Regions from separate parts of the Mus musculus genome. Here all the other regions are linked to region 1. A link is a loop called in an ENCODE intact Hi-C map of the cell type or tissue named here. Cell type or tissue: gastrocnemius. All regions are shown on one strand.

Region 1 (8,000 bases):
AAATTAATTAATTTTTAAAAGCCTGCTCAGATTCCTCAGTGGATTCCTTTTATTCATATTAGAAGTCAAGTTCTTGTAGTAATCTATAGGGACTACCATAATGCTCCCCACCCCTGTACCATCACCTAGGATACCTTCTTGGTTCCCTTGGATGCAGACCACAATGGTCCTCTTGTTGCTTTTGAACAATATGCTGCCCCCCTTGGTTCCTTACTTCTGATGCCCTTCAACCTAGAATATATTTCACACACACATGCACACATGCAGACACATGTACAGAGGCACTCACGTGTGCACACACACACATGCACACACATACTCGCACACAGGCATGCCGAACACACACACGCAGAACGCACCAGTTTCCTGTTCAAATGCCGTTATCAGAAGTCCTTCTCTAACTACTCATTATGAACTAATCCCATTTCCCCCCTCACCATTCTCCTCCCTTCCTCTTTGACATCTTATACACTAATTTGTGTTCGTATCACCTGTGCCTCCTACTAAGCTTTAAGTGAATGACAACAGGAATTTATCTGTCTTTATGTTTTATTCTCAGAAACTAGAATAAACTTGGTTCACAATATAAGCTTAAAAAACACTTGAATACTTGAGTAAGGCAGCTCTGCCCTCATCTTACTTGCATGGAAGCCTTAGCATGGGCTCACTTGATGAAACGTGTGGGTTTTGTTATTCCTTTTCTTTCTAGTCTATTCCTCAAAGCTACTCAGGATTTACATCTGCCTATGAGATTAGGAATCTTGAAGAGCATAAATTCTGTAGATTTTAAAGAGATCCATTTTAGTTATTTTCTGTGCTAGAGGAAAACAAGGAAATGTCCAGCCTAGTTCCTGAATTACTGTGCATAAGAAAAAGATAAAGATGCCTCTTCTCACTGCAACCACTGCACATGTCTGGATAATATGCTGCACTTTATTTTTTTTTTTTGAGACAGTCTTTCTCTGTGTAGCCCTGCCTGTCCTGGAACTCACTCTGTAGACCAGGCTGGCCTGGAACTCAGAAATCCACCTGCCTCTGCCTCCTAAGTGCTGGGATTAAAGGCGTGCGCCACTGCTGCCTGGCTATGATGCATTTCTTTAACTGTTAGGGAGCACCCTGATCTCTCAGTACCAAACAGGTGCCAGCTCTTAAGTACATGTATTGAACACTGTTTTCTGCACATCTTCTAAATCATCAAACTATGAGGATTGGCTGGAGTTCTTGGCCAAGTCTGGGTACCACTCACTAGAACAGCAACCTAGCATTATTATTCCACAAAGAAGAGAGTAAAATCATCTTTCAAATGCTACTGTAGGGCCATTGGTTGGGCAAGCAACTTCAGATGTATTTCTGCATTTCTTTTTCATTCTGCCCTTCTTTTTATTGTGATTTGTATTTCTTCTATCTTTCAAAGTGCTGGAGATGCGGATAAAAGATGCATTAACACGGGGAGGCAGTATAGCGCAGTGGTTAAAAGTGCAGGTTTGGAGTCTCATGGAGCTATAGCCTTTAATAGCTGCTGGGGATAACAGTGAGTTATTACACCCTAAACAGTATGGCATGGCATCCTCACTTGTTAACAAAATAAAATGAGTCTATGTACTGTTACAGGGAAGTACATTGATTCACTTTGCAATGAATAAAACAGCAGGCCGACAACAAAGAAATACTGAAACACATGAACACACCATTCCATGAATCTATAGACAAGGCAAAGGGGATACACGCCTTCACCTTGTCCTCAAACCTAGACTTATCTCTGAAAGACAGGCATGTGCTATGTATGCTCTTGCTGGAATTACTTCTATGAACATCATTAGATGTTTCATTAAGCAGAGATGGTGGTGTCATTTTGATGTCTTTAAGCTTTTTTATTTGTATCACCAATAATACAGAACTGAAGAGTGCTGCGAACTCAGAATATGGACAACCTCTAACAGGAAGCTATGTGCTGTAATGGAAGACCTAGCACCTAGAGAGAAATCATTATCTGAGGATACAGAGGAGTCACCATGCAGAGGCTGGGAAAGAGAAAGCTTAGCCTAAGGATGGGTCCTGCATCCCAGAGGCAATGGTCAAAAGTGAGCAGTCAAAGAAACTCAGAGCAGCTCCGTTAGAGAATTACACAATCTTGGAAATTCCCGTTGGCTGGTGTTTTCAATGCCTTAGAACGCCCCATACTGAAGACAATGGCACTGATGCTTGACATTGCTAAGTGTCCCTGAGCCCTCTACCTCTTTTTCAATTTATGGCACCACTGTTTTCTTTCCTCTGAAGGTTGATGTCAGAAACCAAGAATAACTCCAGGTTTCTTAAACATGCTTTGTTTCATAAATTTTAGAAAAAAATAAATAAATGTGGGTTTCCTGTCTCTTTCAATCAAATTCATTCAAAATAACAGCACTTGCCAGGACCGGAGGTTGTGGGGAAGGAAGGAGAGTGGGTAGTAGGTACCGTTGTGAATTGTTCCCTGCAGCTGATATTTCTCCATAGCAAGTGTTCGTGCAAAACAAAAGACTGCTTTAGAGAACCAGGAGCAGACACAAAGCTGCAGAAGGCTATAGTTACGATGGTATCTTAGAGCTCAAAATCCTTGAATTTGCTTGAACCTAGCTCGGTTTCCTGGCTGTTTCATTTGTAACATAGTAATTAATATAACAATACAATGTAAAGATAATGACAAGCATAGAAACTATTATAAAACGTGTTATCTGCAGGCGTCTGTGGTTTTTTCAATCTTCCAAAGTGCTGGAAATACAGATAAAAGATGCATTAACACGGGGAGGCAGTATAGCGCAGTGGTTAAAGGTGCAGGTTTGGAGTCTCATGGAGCTATAGCCTTTAATAGCTGCTGGGGATTAGAGGTGGGAGGGTGCTTCAAGCATGTGACCACTGATTGATCAACCAGATCCAAAGCAGGCCCCACCCCCAAGAATTTTTGAACAACACAAATTGGACCTGTTTGGTTTTTTTTTATTTTATTTTTTTAAGAGAGAGAGAGAGAACACAAAGTTAGGTTCAAAGTAAGTTGGGAGTGGATCTGGGAGGAGATGGGGGAGGCATGTGACAATGATCAAAAAATGTTGAATGAATTTTCTAAGAATTAAGGGGAAACATTAAAAGTGGGTTTGACAGCAGGGTGATGCCCTAGCTTTGCCTCAGCTAATATGCAACCCGAGGCAAGTATCCAAACCTCCTTAAAGACTTGATTTCACATAGAGATGGAAACTCATCTTCTTGACAGTTAATGTAGGAGTGAAGAAAGATAATACTTAGGGGGTTTGAACAGTCTCTGGTCCGAAGTGGGCACTCACTGAATATGTGTACTTAAAGCCAACGTGAAAAATACTTGTCTCTCCTTTGGCACTTCCAGTTTCTAATCAAAAAGAGGAAAGTGTTTGGAACCAGTAGCTACGCACTCGTCAGCTCAGACTATGGAGGGAGAAAGAGCTGACTAACTGCTAAGCTTGGCTTTGCTGTTAGAGAGAAGGCTGCCGCCCAACTGTTTATTACTGGCACTGGGAGTCATCCCTTCTCTGACACGTCCCCTTTGGCACTGCAGAAAGGCAGCACACCTCAGCCAAGCCCGTCCACAGGAGAGGGGAGGATTACGTGTGAGAGTTCAGGTTGTTGCCCTTCAGGAAGCAAGAATTACGAAACGTTTATACTGTCCTGGAGCAAAGGTCCCTGGTGCTGAGAGATAGCCGTGGGGCATTGAGTCCAAAGGCTTCTGGGAAAAAAAGAAAAGAAAAGAAAAGAAAAGAAAAGAAAAGAAAAGAAAAGAAAAGAAAACTTGTTAAAATAGACAAAAATAAGCAGTGTTCCTAGCTTTAGAGCCATTTCCAGAAAAATTTTACTTAACTGACTATAATTTCCAAGCAACATCAAGAATGGCCAAAGAAAGAAGAAGAAGAAGAAGAAGAAGAAGAAGAAGAAGAAGAAGAAGAAGAAGAAGAAGAAGAAGAAGAAGAAGAGAGAGAGAGAGAGAGAGAGAGAGAGAGAGAGAGAGAGAGAGAGAGAGAGTTAGTTAGGTATTTAGGTCTGGGCCTGTGTGAATGATAATATCAAGGAGGAATTTTACAATTATAGGTTTCCTGAGACAAAGGAGCCGAAAGGTCTTCTGTGCACTAAACAGAAGTGAGCGGCACCCTCACTCACGGTGGCTTACAGACTATCTAAATCTCCCCACCAGGCAAAAGTCTGACTATATGCAAACACCAAACACGTCAGTAAATAACAGCTGTTAAACCATTTATAAAACACTCGTTAAAAGAACACAGGATGCACACACATGAAGGCATTCCCCTGTGTCCAAAGCAGCAGGCTCGCTAACGGACAGTGAGATCAGCCGGCCGAAAGCCAAGGGAAGCCCTTCATCGAGACGGAAATTATAGTGCTGTTATTGTGTCGTAATAAGCCTCTATGAAACGGAGCATTGTATTTCTGCTGAATCGTGAACAAAAAATAAATCAGGATCTGGCTCCCTTGCAGGCAAGGGGAGATGGATTGTGCTTCCTTGCATGAGATTCCCTTGGTCCCACAGAGCACACATTTTCTCATCTTTTAAAAACATTCTACCTTTCAAGGGAAGCTATCTTTGACTAAGAACTGAAAGTGCTTCTTCCGAGTGGATGTCCTTTGTTCTACCTGTTTTCAGAAGGGCAGCCCTGTGTATAAATGGCTTGCTAGTACCGCACCTCGGGGGGAGGGGAACAAACATTGGTATTACGTTCCACGGTGACACTGCTTCCTTGTGCCCTCCCCAGGAGCAGATTAATGCAGAAACCTCATCCAAACTTAGTGACCAGGACCACAAGGCATTCCTGTGTCTTCAAGACTGACTGTCGGGTGGAAAATAAGCTCATACATTAGCTGGTATGCAGAAAGTGAAGCCTGGTGCAGAAGCCTCAAGCAGTCTGTCATTCTAAAAGGTTGATTGTTAGTTGCAAAAGAGCAAATGTTTCTATCGGTCACCTTTTACATTTATAGCTTTTGATTTTATTCCTTGGGGTTGTATAAAGATACCCTTTATGTTACAGACTATCTAAAAATTTTTTCACCCTAATAAAATGCTCTTATGAGTCGAATTACCTAATCCAATTCTGTTTCCCCCATTTCAATACTCCAGACACCTCTTTTGGGTTTGAGAACATAAAAACCTAGTTTTCCTCCATCAACCTATGTTCCAAATTGATTTTATTGAGTGTGTTGGCTCCTAATCTCTATTGCCTTTTAGCTTTGTGTTGCTTTCAATCTAGTAGCTATGCTCACTAGAGCAGAAGGCAAGACATAGTCATTGACATATACATATATAAATGTGGATAACTTGTACCTTTGAAAAGATATTACTGTGTAGCTACCATTTATTAAGCATGGCAGTGGGTATCTTGTTAATGGCCTTAAAACACAAGCTCCCTCAATGTGAGCACTTTCTAAAGTAGACTATTATCTCCACTTGTAGCAGAGGGAATTGGGGCTCAGAAGAATTAAAGGATTTGTCCTGGGTTGTGAAAAGCCAAGAGTTAAATCAGAATAATTTAAAATCCATTACACAGTGCTCCTCCCAAACTCCAACTTTGTATGCCCTGGGCAAATATTACACTTATATTTCAACCACTAAGGAAAAAGAGGGAGATGGTAACTGCTAACTAGGGGGCAGAGCAAATGAGAAACTACCACAGGGTATTAAAGGACAAACAGTCCTAAGGATCCTTCAAATTGCATCACAGTCCCTGCCCTCAGAAAGCTAATAGTTTAGTCGAAAAGACACATTAAAATCAAATCAAATGAGTGCTGCAGTTCAAGTGTACCCCAAATGTTGTGTTATGGGGGCATAGGGGTAAGAAGGGGTTTTTCCCACATCTTGGCAAATAGTTGAAAAAAAAATCAGCCTTGCCTACATTACTGTTACCAGCACAGTTAGTTTCTTCTGCTCATAAGAACATCTGGCATATGTTTGCCAGAATTAAGACACCATTACATTGATTTTGAAAATGTGGAGACTTTCAAGCAGTCTACTGAAAAACCCGCTTCTATGCTCCCAAGTGTCAGCAGTGGTCAACATGGCTCTTTTCCCTCTTTGTTTCAGGGATCAGATTTCTCCAATCCTTCTACTTTATGGGTGAGCTCCCGAGGAAAAGAGGCCTGCAGGCCTCGCACAACACCAAGATAGAAACGATTTAATATCTGCTAGCCGAGGATTAATTAAAGTCCCAGTTTGCATATACACATTGGGCTGCTTCTGTGGCTGTTAAACAAAACTTGGTATTTATTAAGCAAAGTTTCCATTGCAGATGCCTGAGCGAAAAGGCAAAATTACGAAAAGGTATAATATTGTCTACATTTAAAATTACATATATGTGTATTATATATAAACAAAAATTTACACGTAGCATGCATAAGATACATAGAAAGTATGTTTGCTGAAATGTTAGCTTTAGCGGGGAAAATCGGGATTAAATTTGTTTTTAATATTTTTCTATATTATTTAAATTTTCAAAAGAGAAAAACAAGATGACCATCTTGTCTGGGGAAGAGAACAGCAAGCACCTTTCAGGAATACATATTACAAACCATTTTCCAGAAAGAATATTTCAAAATACATTTCTACTGAAGTATTAATACCTTCACTTCCTTTGAACAAAGTGACTCTTGTATCAGGAACTAATTTTGAATGGTAGATTTATCATCATTAGAAAAATTACATCGCATTAAAAATTATGGATATGAGATTAGATTTAGCTCACTTGTTCTTCAGTGCAGTTGTTTTTGTTTGTTTTGTTTCATGTTTTGTCTTGTTTTTTTAAAGACATATCTTCCAGCTGGCAAATAATATATTCTGGCAGAGAAAAATGTTGACCTGTGCCTTGTATTAGGGTCTACTCTAAAACCAACAAGCAATAAGATGTTATTAACTTTGAAGCCTTTCAAAGGAGCTTGGGCAGACATTTAGCCCGGACTCATGCCCACCATGCACCCTAGCTCCTAGAGGAAGCAGGCTTTTATCCCTTTCTTCCGTGTTACCAGTGATGCTGAGTGAACACACTAGATGACCAGAGCGTCCTGAGTGCCTTCCCATTGCGCATGAATTATAATCAGACCTCCAACACTCCTTCAACTACAGGAATAGGTCGTACAGACTTAATAACATACAGAAATAAAGTGCCCTGGCATTCTGTTTCCTGGTGTAAAAGCTCTGTCTCTTCCGTGGCTGACATTCTAAGCCTACTGGCATTTCGAGGGAGGACACACATGTGCTCTTGAAGGTTTAAAGGCTATGTGGTTCTGAACAGATCACATTTCAGAGTAGAATTACTCCACTCTGGTAGTCAACTGACTATGTTGGGAGCATGTGTTCTTGCTACATTCCTGCCATTACTAAACATTTATCAGTGTCTAAAACGTGAGTAAGCAAATCTAATCTAACATATATCCTATACCAAGTGCACAGTTCTGATGAAAACATACATGACTCAGTAATAAGAGGTAGGAAAACTATCAATAGCAGGAGGATGAAAGAGAAGACTGGCTCTGCAGTTACTGCTGCTGTTTTAATTTAAAGTGTTGCTAGAGAGATGGCTCAGCAGTTAACAGTACTTACTTGTGTTATTGAGGACCTGAGTTTAGTATCAGTACCTACGCTGGCCATAACTCCAGGTTGGGGCTCTGACTTCTTCAGACACACGCACACACATAGCATATGTTCAAACTGATAAACACATACACATAGATCACAATAAAAATAAATCTTAAGAAAAAACAAAAACAAACAAACAAAAAAAAAAAAAAAACAAAGCCAGGCATGGTAGCACATGCCTTTAATCCCAGCACTTGGAAGGCAGAGGCAGGCAAATTTCTGAGTTGAAGGCCAGCCTGGTCCACAGAGTGAGTTCCAGGACAGCCAGGGCTACACAGAGAAACCCTGTCTCGAAAAAGCAACAACAACAACAACAAACCAGAAAGTATAGAAAAGAAAACTTAATTTTTTTAATGAATTGAGG
Region 2 (8,000 bases), 52 kb after region 1:
GGCATTTTATCATAGAAGCACAAAAGTAACTAAATGCAAAGATTAATGTTGGTTCTCAGCTCATTTCCTCATTTTCATTCAGCCCAGGATCCAAGCCCATGGGAAGAAATGGTTCGTTAAGTAGGTCTTCTCTCTTCAACTAAGCCTTCCCGAAAATACCACCCCAAGAGTGAATCCAGCCAGTCTCATGCCTAGGCAAAGAGATGGATACCATGCTCTGCTTACAGACTTCAAAGAACAGAAGTCAAATTCACAGAAGATCGCATAAATATGATCATGGATATTCACAGCCACGATCTTTACAGTACTCCTGTACTAATCAGCCTCCTGCTACTGTAACAAAGTGCCTGAGATAGTTGACTTAGACAAGAAACAATTTTCTTAGCTCATGGGTTTTGACACTCCAGTCTATCATCAAGTGGTCCCACTGCTTGGGAATTCTGGAGGAAGTGTCTAGAGAGAGAATAATGGAGTCAAACCTCCTTTATCATAAACCAGGAAGCAGTAGAGAGAAAAAAGAAGAGACTAGGATCTCTCAGTCCACTTCAAGAACACTTCCTCAGAGACCTAAAGGCCTCCTAGGCTATACCTCCTAAAGGATCCAACACATTCCAACAGTGCTCTGCTCAGAACCAAGCCTTTAAAACCTGGGACAGCAAGATGGCCCAGCAGGTAAAAACACTTGCTGAGCAAGCCTAGTAACCTGAGTTCCATCCCTGGGAGCCACGTAAAAAAGCCAGATGCACTGTCCATATCTAGAGTCCCACAGTCCTTGGGCAATATGGGAGGCAGAGACAGGAAAATCACTTGGAAGTTTATGGCCCAGCTACTCAGGAGTACACAGCACAGTAGCAGCAACAAGAAAGTCAATGTCTCAGAGAGGTAGGAAAAGAACTGACCCCTGAAAGTTTCCCTTTAGCCCCCACAGTCTGCCATGGCACACACTAGTCTACACATTAACACACCAACCATACACACTACCACAACAAACAATACCAGCAATAGTAATAAGATATAAGCATTTAAAAATACATGGACTTTGGTGGAGATGTTTTTCCAAATGATAGCAAGCCCCAGAATCAAAACAACCCACATTCACAATAGCAGATGAATAGATTAACAAAATATGGTACAGTCATCTAATGAATAATTTCAGCTCTAAAAAGGAGTGAAGTACTAATAGATGCCACACTGATAAGCTTTGAAAATGTCATTCTAGCTGTAAGACACCAGACACAAAAAGCCACACGTGGTATGATTTCATTCAAGTGAAATTTCCAGTACAGGCGAAATCCATACAGACAGAAATCAGACTGACACTTGCTAGGGACCAAGGGCAGTGACTGCTAATGACAATTTATTTCTTTTAAAGATAATAAATAGGATCTGAGATTAGATAGTTGCACGTGAATACACTCAAAACCATTGACTGCTTTGAAAATGAAGCTGGGGCTAAACCAGTTACTGTTAGTAAGGTACATGCTGGGGTTAAACCAGTTACTGTTAGTAAGGTACATGCTGGGGTTAAACCAGTTACTGTTAGTAAGGTACATGCTGGGGTTAAACCAGTTACTGTTAGTAAGGTACATGCTGGGGTTAAACCAGTTGCTGTTAGTAAGGTACATGCTGGGGTTAAACCAGTTACTGTTAGTAAGGTACATGCTGGGGTTAAACCAGTTGCTGTTAGTAAGGTACATGCTGGGGTTAAACCAGTTGCTGTTAGTAAGGTACATGCCTTAGAAGCACAAGGACCTAAGCTGGATCCCCAGGTTCTACATTTAAGAAAACAAACCTGAACACAGTGGTGCACACACTTGCAATGCCAGTACTGATGAGGTTAAGAAGGGCTAAGGCTCACTTGCCAGGCAAGCTATGCAACCTATTTGGAGAGAGCAGTGAGAGACCATGTCTCCCCCCCCAAAAAAAGATTATCAGAGATTGGGGAATGACATTTGAGGTTGCCCCTTGGTCTCCTCTCATAGCTGTGCATGTATACAAACACACACACACACACAAACAGAAAGAGAGAGAGATTGGTGAAACATGAACTTTGTCTCAATTAATTTATTATTTAAGAGTGTTCTAAGGACCCCCTTGTTGGATATTGTTTTAGAAACAGTCTGAACACCTCTTAGCAAGCCCTGGGATTGGTCTAGCCCTTCTCAATCAAATGTAGCATACTTATCCCCTGCTGGGCTGTTTTAGAGCCTCCATGTGTACACATGGGAAATTCCCATCTGGCAACTTTATACTTGGTTCTATTTCCAGGCTCTTACTAAAAGTAACCATGATGCTCACGATGTCCACAACACCCTCCTTACAGAACAGTCACCTTTCAAAACCTCTAGCAGAGGTATAAATCCCTCTCCACATGGCTACAGAGACTACCACTGTCTATTCAAAAGCCAAGGACACTACAGTGCTTTGTGATCCCAGAAACACAGGAAAACATATTCACTGAATAACATTAGGCAGGTCTACCGCACTCTAGTGGGTGGCCTTATACCCAGGAGTGAATGAACAGTACAAATCAGATTCTATGGATCATTTAAAAGAAGAAGAAGAAGAAGAAGGAAAAGAAAGAGAGAGGGGACAGAAGTTGGGGAGGGAGACAGGGTTGGTCTAGGAGGAGTTAGGGGAAAGAGTGGAGGTGATATTATCAAAACACATTTTATTAAGTTCTCAATTAATTAATAAAAGTGTTACAATAGATGTAAAAAATATCTAAACACAATATTGAGTGTATTACACAGAGCTCTGGTAGCTTAAACTCACACAGAGAAGTCATTCCTTATTTTGTTTATCTCATGGCAAATTTTTCTACCATTGACAATTACAAGCACTGTCAGAGTTGTCGGAGGACATGTTTGATTCACTCACAGCTTCAGTGAGAGTCTACTCCTTATTCATAGTAAGCTTACTTCGTTAGTAATTGTATTTTGGGGCTGGAACTGTAGCCCAGAGGTTGAGTGCTTGCCTAGCACTCAAAAGAATCCCACAGTTCTATCAATGACTACTGGTGATCAAGGAAAGAGACTAAGGGCTGGAGGTGTAAGTTAATGAGAGATAGTATACACAACGTACAGGCAAGGTCCTGGGTTTAATCCTACCACCACAAGAAAGGAGACAGAAAGAAACAAAGACTGACTGTAGATAATCATCAGTAACAACTGACCTACACATGTATGGTCAGACAGACAGACAGACACACACACACACACAAGCTCCTTCCATATCTTGTGTTGCAAAACCTATACTCTTAAGATCTCAATTTCCTCACCTTTTTTTAAAGCTTTATTTATTTTATACATGTGAGTACACTGTCACTGTCTTCAGACTCACAAGAAGAAGGCATCAGAAATCATTACAGATGATTGTGAGCCACCATGGGGTTACTGGGAATTGAACTCAGGACCTCTGGAAGAGCAGTCAGTGCTCTTAACCATTGAGTCATCTCTCCAGCCCTCCTCCCCACTTTTTGTTACTGTTATCATAGCTAACACAGAAGGAAGAAGATATTACAGCAAGATTTATATAAATATTAATAAATCCATTGTTTCTTCAAAGGGCATTTCACAATTTCAGTTTGTAGAAGTCTTACAAGATTTTTTTTTGGTCTAAATTTTAATGCTTACCACATTTCCATCAATCAACAAACAGCAAAACTGCCATTGATGTCCAGCTTGCCTCTCCCCTAAAACGAATTGCTTTCCAACTTCCTCCCAACTTGCAAACCCTCCAGAACCTCACTCAACTGGAATTTGCAACTTCACTGTATCTAGAATGACTCACTATGACACTTTTAAAGAATATGTCCAGTGCCCTGAGCCTCTTAGTCCAGGACCACCACAGACTGCAGCGTTACTTTAGGATTTTTTGACCTCCATAGGCCTCCAATCTTGTTCCAAAAGAGCACTTGTGTGTGTGTGTGGGGGGGGGGGGGGGGGGGCTACAAGTGAAAGAATACATTAAGGTGTGTGTGTGTGTGTGTGTGATGATTCCTCATCTTTCAGAGACTAAGAAAGTAAATATGAGTATCATACATGTTTAAGAAGGAAGCCTAACCCTGGGCAGAAGTCCCTCCCTTTTCAGATGAAGGAGGGTATGTCTGGAGAGGTTAAGAAACTGACAGAAAGGCATATAGCTGGTAAATAGTTAACACTGTCTGAGCTATAAGTGCCGGACCTGCAGTGACCCCCAATGCTGCTTTTACTCAGCTCTCAGACATCCTTCTTCGGTCCCATGATTTCCTATTCTGTAACCTAAGAATAATAACGGTTCTGCCCCTCTCATGGAGTGCTGAGACGACATGTGCAAATGCTCCTTAAAACCCTTGCAAATGTCAGATACTGTGTGAAGTGAAAATTATTTCAATCAAGAAATAAATGCATACCATAAAACATGGATGAGAAAACCATTCATGAGTGGGAAATACTCTGCAAATGGCTTGCCGCACTCATAATTAAGTTTTCAATTACATCTAAGTACTAAATAGAACTGAAGGGGAAATAAGATTGTCGTCCATGCATAGGGCCAAAAGAAATCAGCATGTGTCTAATGGAAATTACACAACTACATGGGGCCTAATGAAAATTGGGTTGTGTCACTAAAAGCAGGGCATTTTACTCTGCCCTTTGTCCCTTCCACTCTTGACTTTCATTCATGACGCCCTCATCAGTGATGAAGCCTTGAAGTTATCACCATAATGGAGATGATGGGGTTTCATATTCAAGAACAAAGTGAGTAGCCAGCTTTGAAGGAAGTGAGTCCAAGGAGAGGGACATTATATGCAATGATATTTAAATTGTACTCAAGTTTTAGAAAGTTCCAAGAAGCAAAAATAGGGCTGGGAGAAGCAAAGGGGCAGCCTGTAGATTCTTAAAACATTTAGCCTGCATGAAGATACCGAGAATAAAAGCCATGCAGAAAAACAGAAGTGAAAAAACCCAGAGGCACAGGAGGAAGAGTTCACTAGCACACAAAGGGCTGGGTTCTACAGTGGCATTTCCTTACATATGGGTAATTATGTTTTGTTCTAATTTGTCCCCAGTACCTTCCTTCCTAGATAGTCTTCCCTTCTGCCTTATTATCCCAGAGATCCATCACCCTCTTCACCTCTTACCTCCCTCAAGATCTCTCCATTCTCTCTCATGACACACATACACACATTCACACACATGCACATACAGACACACACACATACGCACACACACATACACACATGCACACACATCTATATATAAATCCAAGCCTAGGATATGCATAGAAGAGAAAACATGAAGTATCTGTCATCTGAATCTGATTTATTTCACTTCACATGATGATCTCCAGTTCTACATAACCCTAAAAAAATTAACATTTTTCTACATGCCTGCATAAAATTCCACTGTGTGTATACAACATTTTCTTTATCTGTTTGTCTGTTGATAGACATCTAGGCTGGTTTTCTGGTCATTGTGTGGCAATAAACAGGTATGTGCAAGTATTTCTGTAATATGTTGACTTAGAGTCCTATGGGTGTATACTCAGGTATAGCATAGCTAGAATTACTAAGAAGTTTTTCTTAACTTGAGCACCAAAAGATACTCCCCCACATCATGTGGCAAACTTTATTTAGCAGCTCCCTCTATGGAGGGAGGCATGGTTATTTATTACTACTACCTCCTGATACAGATACCCGGAAATTCCTAAATGGGTCAGCTAAACTAGATCATTCCATTGTGGAACAGGAATGTCTGACTCAGCATTTCTTGGCTGCTTCCTCCAGTCAGTAGGGAAGAGTAAATGGTGGTAGGAAGCCATGATCCAGCTAAGACCAAAAACTAAACACCTTCTGCTGAGAGGAGTGGGCATTAGAAAAGACTAGCAAGGTAGGTAGGGCATAGCATCAGGAGAGTAAAATAGTAGGCTGGTGTGGTGGCAGAACCAGTGGAAGAATACAGAAGAACTCTAGAGCACGTACTATATAGAAACCTAGACAGCAAGATCTGATGACTGCCGGGCTAGTGGCTGCAATCCTTGTGGACAAGGGCAGCTTGGTAACCAAGGCAAGACTTCTCTTCCAGAACTGAAGACTCGTCCAGAAATGAAAGCAGAGACTAAGGGTAGCAAAATAGGCCCAGGTACTACCCTAGAGACACAGGTTTGAGTTTGGGTCAAGGGAACAGTAAGGGGTTCATTGCTGGGAATGCAGTGCAAAATTAGAACTGGCTTACACTAACACTGCACTGAGGCTGAACAGCCAAACTGGCTGCACTCACTTCCTTTATATCTTCTTAAGCAGAAAGACATCCCCAAATCTAGAACAAAGTTAAATGGACGCAAAGCTTTAATCTTGCTGATAGGACTATGTGTTCCTATAATTCCCTATGATATATCTTATTATAGTCACTTACTCATTAATTTAACCAATATATAAATTTATATAAGTATATAAATTTAACCTTGCTGTGTTTCAGGCATTGTCCATATCCCTAAATATCAATACTTACAATGATCCTATGAGGTTGGCACAATGACAATCACCACTTTACAAATAAGTACACTGTGTCCAGAGCCTTTAAATAACTTATCCATGTCACACAGCTGGCAAGGGACAAGCCAGAACATGAATCCAAACATTCAGACTCAAAGTTCCTATTTCTAAATACTGCCCACCATGTCACTGCCTTTATTGTGCTTTATCTGTATTTCTGTTCCTCCCTAGAGTCAAAGACTTGAGTCATCTTTGAATGCCCAGGGCCAAGTGCAATACCTAACACGTAGAGAACATCAATATAATAAATGCCCAACATGTTAATGAGTGTGTGCCTGCCATAATGAATATACAAATAGCAGGGCTACAGGGTCCATCAGAGAAGCAACAAGGGAATACTGGATTTGGGTAGCAAGGTCTGATTGACAGTACAACAAAAAGCACTCAATACTCAAGGCAAGGAGCACCTGTGTGGTGATTTGAATAAGATGCCCCCCCCCAGGCTCATATGTTTAATTGTTTAAGGAGTGACACTCTTGCAAAAGATTAAGAGGTATGACATTGTTGGAGTGGGTGTAGCCTTGTTGGAGGAAGTGTGTCACTGGGGGTGGGCTTTGAGATTTTTAGAAGCCCAAGTCAGGCCCATAGGTTCTCACTCTTCCTGCTGCCTGTAGATCCAGATGTAGAAATGTCAGCTTCTCCAGCACTATGTCTGCCTGTATACTGCCACACTCCCTGCCATGGGAATAACAGATGAAACCCTCTGAAATTGTAAGCCAGCCCCCAGTTTCATATTTTTCTTTCTCAGAGTTGCTGTGGTCATGGTATTTCTTCACAGCAACAGAACACTGACTAAGACATCCTGGTAGAACTGCAAAAGGAGGTGCTAGGCTATGGCTCATAGCAGGAGCTGTGGGTGAGTAACTTTAAAAAGTAGCTAAGGTCAGAGGGGACTGAGACACAGGAAATATTTGTACAATGAATGCTCTGCTACTTATAAATGTCCCATACCCCACATCCCACTTGCTCCATGGCATTTTATGTCCTGCCTCTCAGCTGAGAGAATATATAGACTTAGTTGCACATGGAAAGTGCCTATTCTCCAGACCATTGACAACCATTCTACATGATTGGCACACACCCATCTCTGGATAAGAGTCAGCTATAATAAGCACAGCTCATATTCAAAACATTCAAAGGACAGAGTGTTAGTAAGCCCAGACCTGATCTCCCTTATAGCATGCAACCAGAAAAGTCATTTCTGAGAAAAACTTTCATAAATGTTTGAACATTTGATGGTCCCTCTGTTGTATTGTGTACAAATATGGATGAACCTAGGAATTGAGATGGACAGATAACCCATCCCCGAGTTTATCACTGTCTTGCAAGTCCTTCTCCAACCAGAAGTTTAGTAATAGGTGGCATTGTCTGTAATTTCAAGAGAAGGAGAAAAAAATGGCTACTATGGATTGAACTTAGCTGTGGATCTTATTCAAAGTACCTTGTACTCATTCCCTAATTGAAC
Region 3 (8,000 bases), 150 kb before region 1:
ATAGTCTAAAACACTGCAATGCTTGCTTCTTTTGTCTTTTCTTCTCCCTAACTGCCACTTTTTTTAGAAGTGCTTTCTAAGATGCCTTATGTTTAGCAACATGTGACATAGATTCCCCAGCTGTGCAATTCACTCATTTGCACTTCAGCTCAAAACTACATATGTGTCCTTATTGTCAAAGGTTTCGTTGATGAGTTAACATACCTGCAGGACACTGCAAAGTCCAATTCACAACTCAACAGATTTTTCACACACTAAATGCACATTGGTAACCAACCAAAAGAAGAGTCTGACCCAGAGCCCCCAAAACTTCATCATCCCAACCCCCCAATTAGCCATAGTTTGCCCAAGGATAAAAATTACTCTGGTATGGTAGTTAATCTTGATTTTTCAACTTGGCAGGATTTAGAATCACTGTGACAGCACGCCATGTCCCCGGGTCCTGAATGGAATGTGAAGGTAAAAACATGCTGAGCACCGAATGCGTCTGTCTGTCTGTCTGTCTGTCTGTCTGTCTGTCTGCTTCCTCAGTGCTTCCTCTCCTCTCAGCTCCCCTGCTTGTCCCACCATGATAAACTGTACCCTCCTCAAACCAGCAGCCAAACTAAACCTTCTTTAAGCTGCTTTAGCCCCAGCAGTGAGAAAAGTAACTGGCAGGTCCGTCTTCCAGCAGCGCCACCTAACTCCTATGATTTTATATAAATGCAGTCACAGTGTGTGCTCTCTTTGCCCAGTTGTAGCTCTGGGATTCACTCGCATTGTTGTGATAGCTACTGTGAGGCCATTCTCATTCCAAAGTGATACTTCATACTCAGATTGCTGCCTTAGCCTCTGAAAGATATCAAAGAATTTATTAATTTTAACATAGTCCTACTAACTAATTTTTTTCATGTTATGACTCTTCCAGCAAATGTTTGTCTACTCCAAATCATGAGATTCTCTATGTTTTCTCTTAAAGTCTTTGTTTTCTGTTTTAATCTTTTATTTAATCTTTGACAGTTTCATATGCATGTACATTGATCATATACACCCCAGCAATTCTCTCCCACGCTCCCCACTCACTTGGCAGCATATCCCACTTGCATTCCCATGCCTTCTCAGTTGCCTTTATAACTCTCTTGGTCTAATTAGTGCTGCCTGCTGGAGTACTGGCTTATTGGGGGAATCTTAGGCACTGACTTCATTAGTGCAACAGCCATGTCATGACCAGAAGTCGGCATTTCACAGCAGGCCTCCCATCTTCTGGCTCTTACTCTCTCTCCAGGCATTCTTCCACCATCTTTCCTGAGCCTTGGAGTATGATATGATGTAGTTGCCCCACCTAGGCCTGAGCACACAGCAGTCACTCATTCTCAGTGCTTTGACCACTAATGTGTCTCTGCATTGACTTCTACAGTGGGAAGCTTCTCTGGCCACAGTTGAGAGCAGCACTAACCCATAGACATAAATATAAATATATACAAAACACATCAACATGTCCATTAAACAAAACAATGGTAGAAAGCTCCCCATTAAGGCCTATCATTTCCCAGACCAGAAGGTTTATTTGTTTCTGTTTTGAGACAGGGTCTCTCTGTGAAGCCCTGGCTGTCTTGGAACTCATTATGTAGACCACGCTAAACTTTAGTTCACAGAGCTTCCCCTGTCTTTGCCTCCCAAGTACTGGGACTAAAGGCATGCACCACACCTAGCCTGTCATGAGCTTTTGACCAGTGTATTATATAGATGTGAATTGTCTAGTGGAACAGCCCTTAGATTCCATCACAAGGTTTGTTATTCCCACAATCTTTCTGTTTTACTTTTCGAATTGAGATTGGTGACTCATCTAGGGTTAGATTTGGGACTGTGAGACAAAAGCCAAGATATGTTTTTATTTTGTTGTTTGTTTTCATTTTTCCTGTATGGATATCCTGTAGACCCTACACCATTTACTGAGAAATCCGTTTTTCTTTTTAAATTAATTTATTTATTTTATGTGAGTATACTGTTTCTGTCTTCAGACACACCAGAAGAGGGCATCTGATCCTGTTACAGATGGTTGTGAGCAACCATGTGGTTGCTGGGAATTGAACTCAGGTCCTCTGGAAGAGCAATCAGTGCTCTTAATCGCTGAGCCATCTCTCCAGCTCCTGAGAAGTCTTTCTTTCTACTTTGGACTGAGTGGTTTCTTTATCATTAAGCAGGTAAAAGCACCTGTGGACTCTGTTCCTTTGGTTAATTTGACTCTCCTTTATAACTTTGGCTTATTTGTGTTTCCACAAGTATTGTAGAATTATGTTGGCCCTTTCCATAAAATAATCCCAGGTATCTTGACCAGAATTGTGTTGAACTCATAACATAAATTTCTGTATCACTGACATCTTTATAATTCTAAGTCTTCCCATCCATCATCCTGGTCCCTTCTTCTACTTGCTTAGGTGGGTTTAATTCTCCTGTAGCCTCCCTCAGCCTTGAAGCAGGCTGATCCAGACTTTGACCTTGCTGCCACTAAGAAGGAAATTACCTAGGGTAGAGCCTTCTGACCTTGATGGCTCTATTTGCTCTTCTTCAAGACTCTGCTACTGCTAAAAGGTCCTTGAGATGTTCCGGAGACACACCCTGTAGATCGCCTATGGGCTGGCTCCAGGCACCAAGAATGGGCTGGTGGGGGATGGGCCTACCCTCTTTATAAGCACAGACTCTCAGTAAACTTCGGAGGGCCTTAAACAAAAAAGTGTCTTGGCCTCCATTATTTCTCTCGTTGTTCTCTCCCATACAGCTCCTGCCTCCCACTCAGGAACCCAGTTAGTGTAGCTGCAGGCAGCTACAGGCGGCTTACATTCTCCCAATAATGTTTTATACTGTTTAAAACAAAAGGCATCCGTGCATTTTATTACATTTATTCCTAGATATGGAATGGTTTTTATGTCATTACAAAGAATCTCTTATTTAATTCTCTATTTGTTGCTAGTATGGAAATATGACTAATTTTGCACATATGCCAATTATCTAAAGAGCCTGACAATTTCACATAGCAATATAGTTTGTAGATTCTTCTGGACTTTCTCCATATGTAATCATGTTATCTATGAATAATATCACTTTGTTCCCTCCCTTCCAACCATTACGCCTTTACCCACTGCATTTCATGGCTCCTTTTTAAGTCAAAAATTCCAAGTGACTGAGGTAATTTGAAATCATGATCTTATAACTCAGAACATTATCTTTTCTTCAACAATTTATCAAATTTGTAGATGTTAAATATGATTCCCATGTATCCCAGTATCTTGGAGACATTTTTAAACATGACTAAAACCAAAGCCATTGAGAATGCCCAAGAGACTTGGTTCCAAGCTGACACTCACTATTAATTTGCAACATCCCCCCACATAAGAACAAAAATCTTCATTCAAAAAAAACCTACATAAATTTCAGCTGCCATTCATTTCTCTACTAGAACATCACAATATTTCTGTCAAAGTATTCTCACATTCCATAGAGGTCATGGTTCAACAAGTATCTATCACTTTAAACAATGTGAAAAAATTTACTGCTTTCTCTGAATGAAACCTCTCCTGGCATCTTTGTGAAGACCACTTCTCCAGAACTAAGCAATCATAATATATCATTTAACAGTCTGTTCTGGAATTTAGCTAGGAGCCTATTTACTATGGATATAAGTTTTCTTTTGGAACTTTGGTGTCAACAACTTCCTCATCTCTAGTTTTCTGTTGTACTGTTTTCATACAGTAGAACATCTAACTCCAGCTCTTTTAACCATTCTGTAGCTGAGCAGGCCATATCCAACCACATCCTAACTTATATGTCAGTCAGGGTCCTGGAGGACCCAGAATCCACACCTTACTCCAGAAGAAAAGGGTGAAGGGATTTTAACAGGACTACTAGTGCAGTGTGAGCAGAACTAAGGAAACACACAGAGATGGTGAAAGCACCTGAAGAGAGTAAAAAACTGAAACAATCCTGAATCAGGCTGGGTATCAGCTGACACAGGTGGCACTGTGTAATTGAAGAAAGGGACCAATAACAAAACTGTGCACAATCTTTACGTAAATAAGAACTGATAGTGTGGTATCTTAATATGAATAAGAGTCAAGAAAGGGACTATCCAGCAAGCCTGAATGAAGCAGAGGAAGCTACTACTAGAATCCAGAGACTGTCATGTGGGGCAGCCAACCCAACATAGTCAGAGGATCAGGTATGGGAAGACAGAAGGATAAGGTACCCGAACTCACTCTCTCCATCAACGTGACCTTCTAAAATCCGGCTGATGCTTCTCATTGACTGAACCCCACTCGAAAAAGGAAGGCAGAAAGACAGACAGATAGACAGAGGTTGGCGGTAAGGGGAAGAGAGGGGGAAGGAGGGAGAAGGAGGAGGAAAGGGGGAAGAATTGAAATCTTAAAATAAGATCCAGTAATACTTGGAGCAGATTTTTGTCTTCCATCATGGGATGTGGCTGTATAAACTCTCCAGCTCATCGGCCACTCCTTCCCCACTTGCTCTGCTGTTTCCATCCATTTCTTTCGTACTGCAGTCATTTACAAGAGTCTGTATCTCATTTCAAGCAAAGCCCAGCTGATGAAGCAGTGGGTTAAGGTGCTTGCTGCCAAGCCTGATGACCCCTAGGAGCTACATCATAGAAGGTGAGGACTCCCTTATTCTCTGACCTCCAGAAGAGCATGAAGACACACATTCCCATGCATATACACTTATACAGACACATATTAGATACAATAGACAGACACACAGACAGATAGATGACGGACAGATAAATGTTTAAAAGGTCCATTCACTTTGTGTTATCTCCCTTTTGGAGACTTGGAAACCCCACCAATACATTTTGAAATAAGTCAAGTATTGTATTTTTTAACTGTTTCATAAGCTGTAAAATGGAAGATAATACCCTCCCTATGTTAGCTTCACTTCAAATGAGAATATTTCTTTTTTGATGACCAATTATTCCATTGCTAGGGTCTTTTTCATTTATTTTCCATCATTGGTAAATCATGTTTTAAAAAAACAACATCAAATTTTTAGGAGACTGAGATCTCCAGTGAAAGCCCAGTGGTTCCATTTACAAGCAAACTTCACTCCACACTTGACAATACGAATGGCACACTAAGCATGTCAACACTGAGTTCTTGACTTGTCCTTCACTGTGGAAATAGCCCTACAAGTGTAATCTCACCCTGCTTAGTCACAGACTAGGAATAGCCCATGGAGAGGTTGACCTTAGTGTGAACCTAACACTTGGATCCAGTAGCAGTAGGGTTCATCAGTCAGCTATGCTCCCTACAGCGAATTAAGGAATACGTTGTCGCACCTATCAAAACAGCATGCAGCGTTTAGAATTAGAAAAGCCTTGAGATTAGCTCGAAAAGGGAAAGTATTTGCCAATATTTGCCAGTTCACTGTTCATTTGTAATTTTTAAAAGAATCTTCAGCAAATGATCACGTGAACACTCTTTACTGGTAGATACCTGCTAGATAAAAAGCCTGGAGAAAGCTAATGGAGTAAACCTCCCACTTAATGCTGAAGGCAAATCACTCACTCCTACATCAGGACGGGAAAGCCCATTCCCAACACCCACCACTGAATGAGAAACTAAGTTGTCAAATAAAACACACAACAACTCTTTTATTAAATAAAAGTTAAAACATGTAAAGCTAAAATATTACCTAAAGAGTCATATATATAAGGTGGCACACGCCTTTAATCCCAGCATTTGGGAGGCAGAGGCAGGCAGATCTCTGAGTTCGAGGCCAGCCTGGTCTACAAAGTGAGTTCCAGGACAGCCAGAGCTACACAGAGAAACCCTGTCTCGAAAAACCAAATAATAATAATAATAATAATAATAATAATAATAATAATATCCAGGAAAGGAAGAAAATGATTAAAGCACAACCAATATCTTTCCTCGGGTAAGGAGGAAGAGGATTTAATAGAGGAAGGGTCAATGCTACTAGTTAAAGCTTATTTCTTACATTAAAACAGGTATACATTGGTATACATGGGATTGTTTTAACCGTGTACACATATACAAGTTATGGATACATTATTTGTGCTAATTCATTCATTGTATATTACACATTTATAAGAAAAATCACTTTGAGAGTAAATATAATAAAGCCTTTGACCCTTCAACCTTCCTTTTGAAATAGTTTCTATGTAGATACTATTCCTAGAAATTAAACATACTGCTGAGAATTTTGAAGATAATTGATTAAAGATGGAAAGACAAAAGAGGCCTGGGGAGCCAGCCCTAGGTTTCTGTTGTAATTTATTACTAAAATTGAACTACTTTACTCTCAGCTTAATAAAAGTTTAAGAGAAGGGAGTATGAGTGAAGCTCTGGGGATCCCAGCCCCTATGAGTCTTTTGTTTGGAACATCTGACCCTGTTCATGTCAATGAGGTATGAGCTATTGTCCATGACCCTCCTTGTACTGGACGGTAATAGACCACCCCAAGCACACTAGAGTGTATCTAATATAGGAGCTCTGATTTAAACAGTACTTTCAAGTTCAACCACATGCTTTGCTGACCTGTCGTCATTACACTTGTATATATTACCATGTGTATCTATGCACAGCCCCAGATTTGTGCTTCTTGTATTTGTGGTATTTTTGAAGATGCAGGAAGCACTAAGGTCCTTTGGAGAAATATGGGATAGAACAAAGCCTGAAAATGTCTCCTATGAATACTACTATTTTTTTTAAATGTATCTCTATGAAAAAAACTAAGATGCTCTTACTTGATGCAGGAAATAAGTATCATCACTTCTGGTTATACTAGGACCTAAATCTCTCCTCAATGTTATTCATATTTTTTTTTTCCTTTTTATGGGGGTTATCAAGGTCTTATGGTCAAAATCAATCATGCTTCCTCGCTGTCTCTCTATCTCTGTCTGCCTCTCTTATCTCTGTCTCTGTTTCTCTGTCTCTGTTTCTCTGCCTCTCTCTCTGTTTCTCTGTCTTTATCTCTCTCTCTGTCTCTCTATCTCTGCCTCTCTTATCTCTGTCTCTTATCTCTGCCTCTCTTATCTCTGTCTCTCTGTCTCTCTCTCTCTCTCTCTCCCCACGTTAAAAATCAAGCTGCCTTTTATTTTGGTGAGATGTTTAATTTGTATGCAAGAACACCTCTGTTTAATACTTTTGATCTTAGCTATTTGGAAATCCTTGCCCTGTTTCTGTCTGTGATGGAATTAGCAGCCACAGGCCTGGAGCTCTGCCTTTCTTCATCCAGTGACAAAGATGGATTGTTTTTGTTTGGGAGGGTTGTTGTTGTTGTTGCTGATGATTTATGTCAAGGTGAAGATAGAATCATTATGGAATCCAAGTTAGTAAGCAAAATAAGCTTTTTTTTTTTCCAGGATCAACTGCAACTGAAAATTAGTCTCTGTTACCTGAGCTCTGATCTTTGAGAGTGTCCTAGCTTCCCATTTTAAGACTAAAGAAAGTGAAGTTTTCTGGACATCGATTCAGATGTGAAAAGAACAGGCAGCTTCTTTATCTTATCCCAGGTCCTTCTATCTTCCTCCTCCAAGTCACGTATACATATCCTCAAGCACAAAGAACGATACAGATCCTCTTCTGAGCATGCTCAATACAGGCTTTCCATTAGGAAGCAGAAGAGTAGTATTCAAATCTCTCTCCTCTGTGTTGTCATAACAACCAGTTGAACTCTCTGCACCTCAGCAACCACATCTATAAATTGGAACAAACATCTACCTTTGAGCCCTGTGATGAAGGTAGACAGAGAAAACCCATGCAATGGCATTTCATAACTAAGTGCTCCACACAATTTAAAGTTATTATTGTTTGATTCACAGCTTCAGTTTGGATACAAATGTTAGCAGCCTTGAGTAGAAGCCAATGGTAGAGCCAAGAGAGGACTAACATTCCAAACTGTGTCATAGGGCATCACCAGTCCCCTGAGTTCTTAATAGTTGTTACATAAAATTAAAATTTTGGGGAAAAATATTTTAGTTACTTTTCTGT

The links. Hi-C counts contacts between places; a loop is a spot of excess contacts. Peaks named below come from ENCODE experiments on the same cell type or tissue, not always from the same donor. Only the 100,000 strongest peaks of a DNase experiment are listed, where the experiment ranks them.
Region 2: it touches region 1 in a loop (2.3-fold over the local background); 4 of 42 quality-filtered maps call a loop at or near these places.
Region 3: it touches region 1 in a loop (2.4-fold over the local background); 3 of 42 quality-filtered maps call a loop at or near these places.

The regions. Positions count from the first base shown.
Region 1 is chr1:60,664,797-60,672,796 of GRCm38, reverse strand. No RefSeq gene overlaps it. Among named protein-coding and RNA genes, the nearest start is that of Gm38388, 69 kb to the right of the region's middle. In gastrocnemius, no CTCF peak of the experiment used is centred here; DNase peaks (open chromatin) are centred at 3,554, 4,359 and 4,714; H3K4me3 peaks cover 1,640 bases; H3K27ac peaks cover 4,788 bases.
Region 2 is chr1:60,612,851-60,620,850 of GRCm38, reverse strand. No RefSeq gene overlaps it. Among named protein-coding and RNA genes, the nearest start is that of Gm38388, 17 kb to the right of the region's middle. In gastrocnemius, no CTCF peak of the experiment used is centred here; no DNase peak of the experiment used is centred here; H3K27ac peaks cover 3,946 bases.
Region 3 is chr1:60,813,289-60,821,288 of GRCm38, reverse strand. No RefSeq gene overlaps it. Among named protein-coding and RNA genes, the nearest start is that of 2310016D23Rik, 39 kb to the right of the region's middle. In gastrocnemius, no CTCF peak of the experiment used is centred here; no DNase peak of the experiment used is centred here; H3K27ac peaks cover 3,611 bases.